Regions from separate parts of the Homo sapiens genome. Here region 1 is linked to region 2. Evidence: chromatin contacts called from ENCODE Hi-C data. All regions are on one chromosome and are shown on one strand. The core of a region is the stretch at or near the end of the contact, and the rest is flanking DNA. Distances in the headings are between cores, read along the strand shown. Region 1 has its middle 39 kb from the start of GPR180. Region 2 overlaps GPC6 (glypican 6).

Region 1 (3,633 bases), core at 177-2,676, 310 kb before region 2:
ATGTTGGATCCCTACCTGACCCTTTACACAGCGGTTCTTGAGTCTGGTTGTACATCTCAAGTCACTTGCAGAAATTCAGAAACAATACAGTGACCACACCCCACCCTCAGAGATTCTCGACAAATTAGTCTGGGATGGAATCTAGGCATGAATATTTTTTTTCTCATGTGATTCTAATGCATAGCCTGGATAAGAACTATTGTTTTATATAAAAATAAATTCCAAGTAGATTAAAGATTGATTGTAACAATTGAAGCCATGGCATTAGTGTATACAGATGCCAGTGAAGATGGAATCTTGGGTACTGAAGAAAACCAAACGCAGGAACCCCAGAGGAAAATATTCACATACTTGATTATATGAAAGCTTTAAATTTCTGTATGCCAAAACAATCATATAAAAAACTGAAAAGCAAATCACAAAGCAGGAAAAATATTTTCAATATGCATTGTAGGCACAGTTCTTAGCAAGTGTAAAGAAAAAGATGAAGAACTAACAGAAAAGGCCAAGCATACGCAAATAACCCAGAAAAAAGTCATTATATATAAGGAGATAAAAAGCATTTCCTTTTCAAATAAAAAATAAGCTGATCTTCACTTCAGAATCTATTCCTCCTTTTCTGACTCCTCCTCCGCCACCACCTCCGCCCCCACCACTTATAACCCAGAGGCTGTACAGTAGTGTTTACATTCCTGCCCAGAAGCTCCCTAAAAAAAAAAAATCAAACTCAAGGCAGATATATTAAAACTAAAACATGAATATATAAAGAAGAAAGTCACACTGGACGCATAAAGATCTCATAAAACCAGAGGCAAAGGAACGTAGCATCATGTTATTACTGCCTGAGTCCAGCTTTGCACAGGTTCAACTTGCAATAAAAGGAAGTCTTTTCAATCTGCTCTAGTGACTTTACCCTTATTAGAATGCATACTCATTATTTTCTGATTACTCCTCTACATAAAACATATCATTTTGTACCTTGGTTTCCACACCCCTAGTATGGTATTTATATTTTATCTCTAAAGATTGTAATAAATCACTTCAAACACAATAACCCATTTAAGAATGGATTTCATAGGCAACAAGGTGCACCTTTAGTGATGTGATTGCAATCATCAGATGCTCCAATTCTCCTGAAGCATGTATTATACAGTGTGTACACAAATGCTGCAGCAGTGTAGAAGAGGCTATTACAGGCTGAGTGAGTCAACTCAACTCAGTATGTACTTCCTAGTTTCAGGATGTATCCATAGGAACCCTTTGAAATGTTTTGTTTTATTAATTTGGCTCCTTTCTAGTTTTCACTAGAGCCAATGTTTTCGAGATAATGCAGTTTAGACATGTCACAGCTGTTGAAATTCAGCATAAGCTTGAGCTGACAGTGGTGTATCATCAAGAATCAGAAAAACTAAAACAACATTATGATAAAGAGGAGAAGTATGAAAAATACGGAGAAGACAAAGGGCAGGAAATATTGCCTTACCGACTTAAAGCAGAGCCCTGGAGGGAAACATCTGGTTTGGAGCAAACAGTGATTCTTTTAGCACACTGAAGAGTTCTCACTGGATAGAGTGAGGAGTGGCTGGATCTGAGAGAGGGGTTCCTGGAAGCTGAAGAGCTGGCAGGAAATGTTGCTCTCTAGAAGGGAATTCATATTTTAAAAGGTGAAAGACCTATGACCTTAAAATCTAGATAGAAGCCATAATCTGTAATTTTTGCTATGTGTTTAAAACCCAACCTTCCTCTGCCAGGAATGTTTTCCATCTTGAATTCTCAGGTTAACTCTATGAACCACTCTACATTCTTTGAAGAACAATCAAAGATAGAATTCACAGGGATTTAAAAGCCTTGTTAGTTTGGAAATATTAAAATTTAACAACTACCAGGTATCATTTATTTCCACAAAAGCTGCTGTCTTTACAAAATGAAATAAAACATAGTCTACTAATTTGACGAGGAACATAAGTTAGATCAATCTGTGGTGTACCCAGAAAGAAACCACTTTGCACTGAAACAATCTGTCTCTTACTTACCCTGGCCCCCTCGCCAAAAAAAAAAAAAAAAAAAAAAAAAGCCTTTTACAAACATTGACTTCTGAGTAAGTCTTAAAAACTAATCTTCTGAAAGATCTATAAGGCTCACAGGCTAGGCAAGAGATTTAAAAGTTTATTTTGTGTGGGAGTAAGTTGGAATGCAGTCATGTGTGAATTAGAATCTTGAACATATCCCAAACACACCTAACTTTCTGTTCTAACCACATATGTATGATTATTTAAAACAAACATTTCATCTCATGCACATTTAAATATTATCTCCACGAACAGACAGATTAGGAAGAACATCAGGCTCGCTGAAAATTTTACACAAAACCTTCAGGTCTATAAACAATGAGCATTGCACTGAGTGGGAACAAGCACCATACATAATCTTTACAACAATTCCATGAGCTCCTAATATCAGAACTCATCTCTCAGATCTGGCCACTTCTCACTCTATCTTGTAGGACCTTTTCCTGTACTAAAAGAATGACTGTTTGCTCTGAAACAGATTACAAATAAGAAAATTGTTGAAAAATGGCACAGCCAAGATTTGAATTCAGGTCTGTCTTGCCACAAAGGCCATGCTCTTTTCCAGTATATCATAATACCTTCTAATTGTGAAAGGTTTCAACATCTTTTATACCTAACCAGCCATATTTTACAGCACCTAGTGGCAATAAATCTGAAATATAAGTGATGTATAAAGCAAAAATTCAAACAGTACAACTTGCCAGGTGTGGTGGCTCACGCCTGTAATCCCAGCACTTCGGGAGGCTGAGGTGGGTGGATCACTTGAGGTCGAGAATTTGAGACCAGCCTGGCCAACATGGTGAAACCCCGTCTCTACTAAAACTACAAAAATTAGCAGGGCGTGGTGGCGGGAGCCTATAATCCCAGCTACTCGGGAGGCTGAAGCAGGAGAATTGCTTGAAACCGGGAGGCAGAAGTTGCAGTGAGCTGAGATTGTGCCGCTGCACTCCAGCCTGGGCAACGGAGCAAGACTGTCTCAAAAAAAAAAAAAAAAACAAAAAAAAAAGAGCTGATTTTAAATAGACTTTTCAAAGCAAACAGATATGACTCGAGAGTGAATCTGAATGTTCTCATTCTTCATACTGCTAGAGATTATACCATATTAAGTATCCGGATTTTTTTTTTTTTTTTGAAACGGAGTCTTGCTCTGCCGCCCAGGCAGGAGTGCAGTGGCATGATCACGGCTCACTGCAACCTCTGCCTCCTGGGTTCGAGTGATTTTCCTGCCTCAGCCTCCCCAGTAACTGGAATTACAGCCACATGCCACCATGCCCAGCTAATTTTTGTATTTTTAGTAGAGACGGGGTTTCACCATGTTGGCCAGGCTGGTTTTGAACCCCTGACATCAAGTGATCCACCCGCCTCGGCCTCCCAAAGTGCTGGGATTACAGGTGAGAGCCAGCGTGTCTGGCCGTTTTTTTAAAAAAATCTCATCAGTTTGGGATGATAAAACTTTCCAAAATGTATTGAATGATGGTTCTACATCAGGAAATCTATTACTGCTGCTCACCATGTTGATAGAACAAAAGAGAATAATTATATCATCATATTCTTGGATGATGAA
Region 2 (3,994 bases), core at 1,494-3,993:
AAAAGAATTATAAAAGAAAAAATTAAATTTTTGAATATCGGGTAATAGTCAAAGGAATGTCCAGTTTCTAGAACCTGTTCGGGGAGATTCTTCCAGCCTGCTCTTATCCACCTCTCCCTTCTTTAATTCCTGTTGCACAAAGCATTACTGCCTCATAGTTTGCAATGACTGAGACTCAGATGGAGAACAGAAATAAAATCTTACATGACTTTAGATTTCTCCATCGCTTATTGACGAGAAGAAAAAAAGAGAGAGAAGAGCACATGTTTTTAGTTGACGAACTCTTTGATATAATCCAAAATTGGCTTAATATCTATATTCCAATGCTTAAAACTTTCCCTGAGGAAGAAATCTCTTGCTTGAAAAAGACTGGTACCCAAATTAATTCACCTTTTACTTTTCCTAAGTAGTGATCCTTGCTTTCCATCTTGCCTAAAAATCTTTGTATTCCCAGGTTTAACTCAGAATTTTCATACTAGGATCCTTTCTCATACTATTTGGAAATGCATGAATTTATGAAGGGTCCATTTTAGGTGGACACTCAAGCAATACTTCCAACAACTTGACAGACAAATGCTGCTGTCCGTGGACAAGGATGAACCTCTCTTTGTTCTTATTTGTGGCTACAATGCAGATAGATCAGTTCTGGGCCCTCTGCCTGACTCCATGTAACCACACAGCTGCTTAAAATCTGCTTGGGATTAGGGGTGTACACTGGGCTATGGAACCAACTAAAAATATGGGCCCAGATGGTCAGCAATCACTCAACCCTGGCCTCATTTAGGGGTTGCTGTAAATCAGGGACGGGCAAACTTCCTCTCTGAAAGGATAGGTAGTATTATTTTAGGCTTTGCAGACCATAGGGTCTCTATCGAGATGACTAAGTGCTGCTATTGTACTGTCAGTACAGCATTAGACAATATCTAAATGAATGAGCAGGGCTGTGTTCCAATAAAGCTTTATTTATTAAAATAGGTGGCTCGGCCCGTAGGTCATAGTTTGCTGATTGCTGCAAAGAAACTTGTCTGACTAGCTGACCCCAACTCTGGTTTACCTATTGTACTAGTCCCCATCCTAAAAATCACTGCATACAGTTTCTTAAATCTGCCAGTTAGAGTTGATGTAGCACCCTCCAAATCAATCTAAAATGTGATAGAAAAAGGAGGCAAATTTTTTTATTAAATATTTGGAGGGAGGCCCAATTTCTGAGATCAGAGGAAGATACTAAACTCGTAGAACAGTCTTATATGGTTATATCAATGTAACAATCAGCCTCTTAAGAAAACCACATAAAAGGACAGCAATCAACCCAACAAACCCACTAGATCTCGTATCCAGAGCTTTTTGAAATAGGCTAAGGTCTCAAGAGATATATAGGTGAATATGCAGTTTCTCCTCTGTACCTTTTTGAGATTACACAGGGAAAAACATGGAGCACAGAGCTCATTGCATATTGACTATTATCATCCACCTTTAACAGACAAGGATTTGAGCTGTGCTTCTCTTAGCATGATGTACCTACGAATCACCTGGGATCTTGTTGAAATGCAGGTTCTGATGCTGCAGGCCTGGGGTAGGACCTGTGATTCTTCATTTTTTTAACAGGTGATACTGATGCTGCCAGTTTAGGAATCACATTTTGATAAACAAGGACTTGGGGAAGTGGCTAGCAACCTTGGCTGCACCCCAAGGACATGCTTTAGGAAGCTTTCCAAATACAGATGCTGGGTCAGTCCCAAGCCAAACAGATCAACATCTCTAAATACGAGGCCCAGGCATCAGTATTTAATGTTTCCCAGGTAATTTTCATGTACAGTCAAGACTGAGAGTTCCTGAGTTAGAGGCTCAGAGAAATTAACTGACTCGCCCAAGGTCACTTGGCCAGTGGCCAAACAGACTTTAAACGGTAAAAATTTTGCTGGCCCCAGGATCTTTGAAAATGATCCTAAAAATTATTACTAGGCAGGCATAACATAGGCAAGGGTTGCATCGTTTCCATAAGAATTGCTAATGTGAGAGAGAGAAGAAGAGGAAAGGTGGGATTAAACTTATGCAGGGAGTTATCAGTCCTGATCGAGGGAACACAGAGAAAGCAGGCAGCACAGTTGCTCTGTTCCAGTGTGAAATTCCCTTTCAAGGATCACTATTTCTTCATGAAAGCAACATGGTAGGAGCCTCTCAGAAGGCATATTCAAGTTCAGCAATGCGCAGTACCTTCAGCTCCTTTGATGAATCACTACATGATGAAACTTTAGAGGCTGAGTAATCACATTTGGCTTCGTTTCTGCCTCTTGGGAGGTTCAAAAAGTCATGTTTATGGGAAAGGGTAAAATTTCTGACCCAGGGATTTTTTTTTTGTCCCAAATAGGACCAAGGTAAGAGAAGAGGAGGAGGAGGAGTAGGAGGAAGGAGGAGGAGGAAGAGGAGGAGGAGAAGTAAAGCAATATTGGGAAATTATCAGACAACCCAAGATTTTCTGAATCTCCTAAACCCATTCAATCCCATGTTGTGAATGGAGGTCCATTTTCATCTGGAAAAACATGAATTTCAATTACATTTACACAATTGTTCAACCACAGTTTTCAAGATCAGATGCATTTTCTCACTGTCTGCAGATCCTGTGGAGAATAAACCTCCCCCCTGGGATGAAGACCTTGGCTGTGTAATTTGGGACATGCTACCTCAAAGGGAAAATGAAAGCGTGATTCTCTTCTGAGGGAGGAATTGGACATCTCCCAGACTAAGCAAATGGCAGCTGCAGACGGTACTGCGAGGCACAGATCTGCTGCTGGGAACGACATCCTTCGAGGTGGAAGATGTGAGGGGCCCAGGGTGCGGTGGGCCCTGGGAACACTGTGAACTCATGTGAAAATTCCTAACGTTGAACATGCAGGGAGAACCCAGCGTTTTGCCAAATGTTTTCAGGAGCTTAAATTTTAAGCATCATTTTCCTGCACTTCTGTTCTTTTTGGATATTCTTGAGGACATTTTAGTTTCTTTATTTTGTCCCTCTCTGGCTCCATTTTGGGCAAGAAAGAAATACAAATCTTACTCTAAAAGATACTAACCAGCTCTTTCAAAAGGGAAATAAAGCTGAGAACTCCAGTGTCAGTGGGAAGTATCTCACCAACTCCATTTCAGCCCCCCCCGGGGTTCTTCCTCAGGAGCTCCAGAGTTGATGGGGACCCATTGGTCAATGTTCAGAGGGGTCACAGCAAACACATTTCACACTCACACAGAAGCTTACAGTCCTGTCGCTCAAAGGGACTGCAGGGCCTCTGCAGTTCACCCCTGGTTTTAACGATGAGCAAACGAAGGCTTGGTGATGGGCAGTGACCTGTCGAAGGTCACATAGTGATGCAGGGGCTCCCCAGCCAGCATCTCCTCCCACAGCAGGCTGCCCACTTCCCCAGCGGACGTGGAGCAACAGACTGGAATGAGCCCCCTTTCCTTTCCCTGAAATACTCAGTGCAGTGACTAACATAAGGTTCAGAAATATTATTTGTTTGTTTATAATTTATATACAATTGCTTCCTAGAAAGACTTGCAGGAGGCAGGGCCATGCTGCTGGCTGTGGATGGGGTCTCTCTTCACGTCTGCTCCTGACAAACACAGAGCAGTGATGTCAGACGGCAGCTGCCATGAGTGAGACCAACGACAGGACAGCGACAGAACAGCCAGAAAGCAAAGCTTTGTTCCAGCATCCCCAGGAAGTCTTCGTGTGGCTTTTCCCTCTCTCCACTGGAAACCTCACTTTAGGGTGAATCCTTCCATGTAGGAGCCACGAAGTCATTTTACATGTCTAATTAAGAGTAGTCATTCTTCCAAGAAACATGCATTGAACACATTGGCATCGGGCATGGAAAGATGGAAAAGGTAGGTTCTCAAAGCAGTAGCAGTCCACTTAGCATGTGAGGTGGTATCTATCAGGATCACAGGCGAACTTGTTAAAAATACAGATTTGCTGTCCCCTGTACCCCACTGGCTGACTTAG

Evidence for each region. Hi-C counts contacts between places; a loop is a spot of excess contacts on that map. Pooled maps may share reads with other maps.
Region 1: a loop to region 2 is called in a pooled map, with 2.4 times the contacts of the local background. The contact joins two enhancer-like sites. A Hi-C loop is called at or near these places in 2 of 37 single-sample maps with no recorded cell type and 3 of 50 pooled maps.

Annotation. Positions count from the first base shown.
Region 1 is chr13:94,639,389-94,643,021 of GRCh38, reverse strand. No RefSeq gene overlaps it. Among named protein-coding and RNA genes, the nearest start is that of GPR180, 39 kb to the right of the region's middle. Within about 2 kb of position 1,426, at least 4 of the 41 ENCODE cell types and tissues checked have a DNase peak (open chromatin) inside an H3K27ac peak, as active enhancers do.
Region 2 is chr13:94,328,185-94,332,178 of GRCh38, reverse strand. The region is part of intron 6 of GPC6 (glypican 6); the gene reads right to left. Among named protein-coding and RNA genes, the nearest start is that of GPC6-AS1, 140 kb to the right of the region's middle. Within about 2 kb of position 2,743, at least 9 of the 41 ENCODE cell types and tissues checked have a DNase peak (open chromatin) inside an H3K27ac peak, as active enhancers do.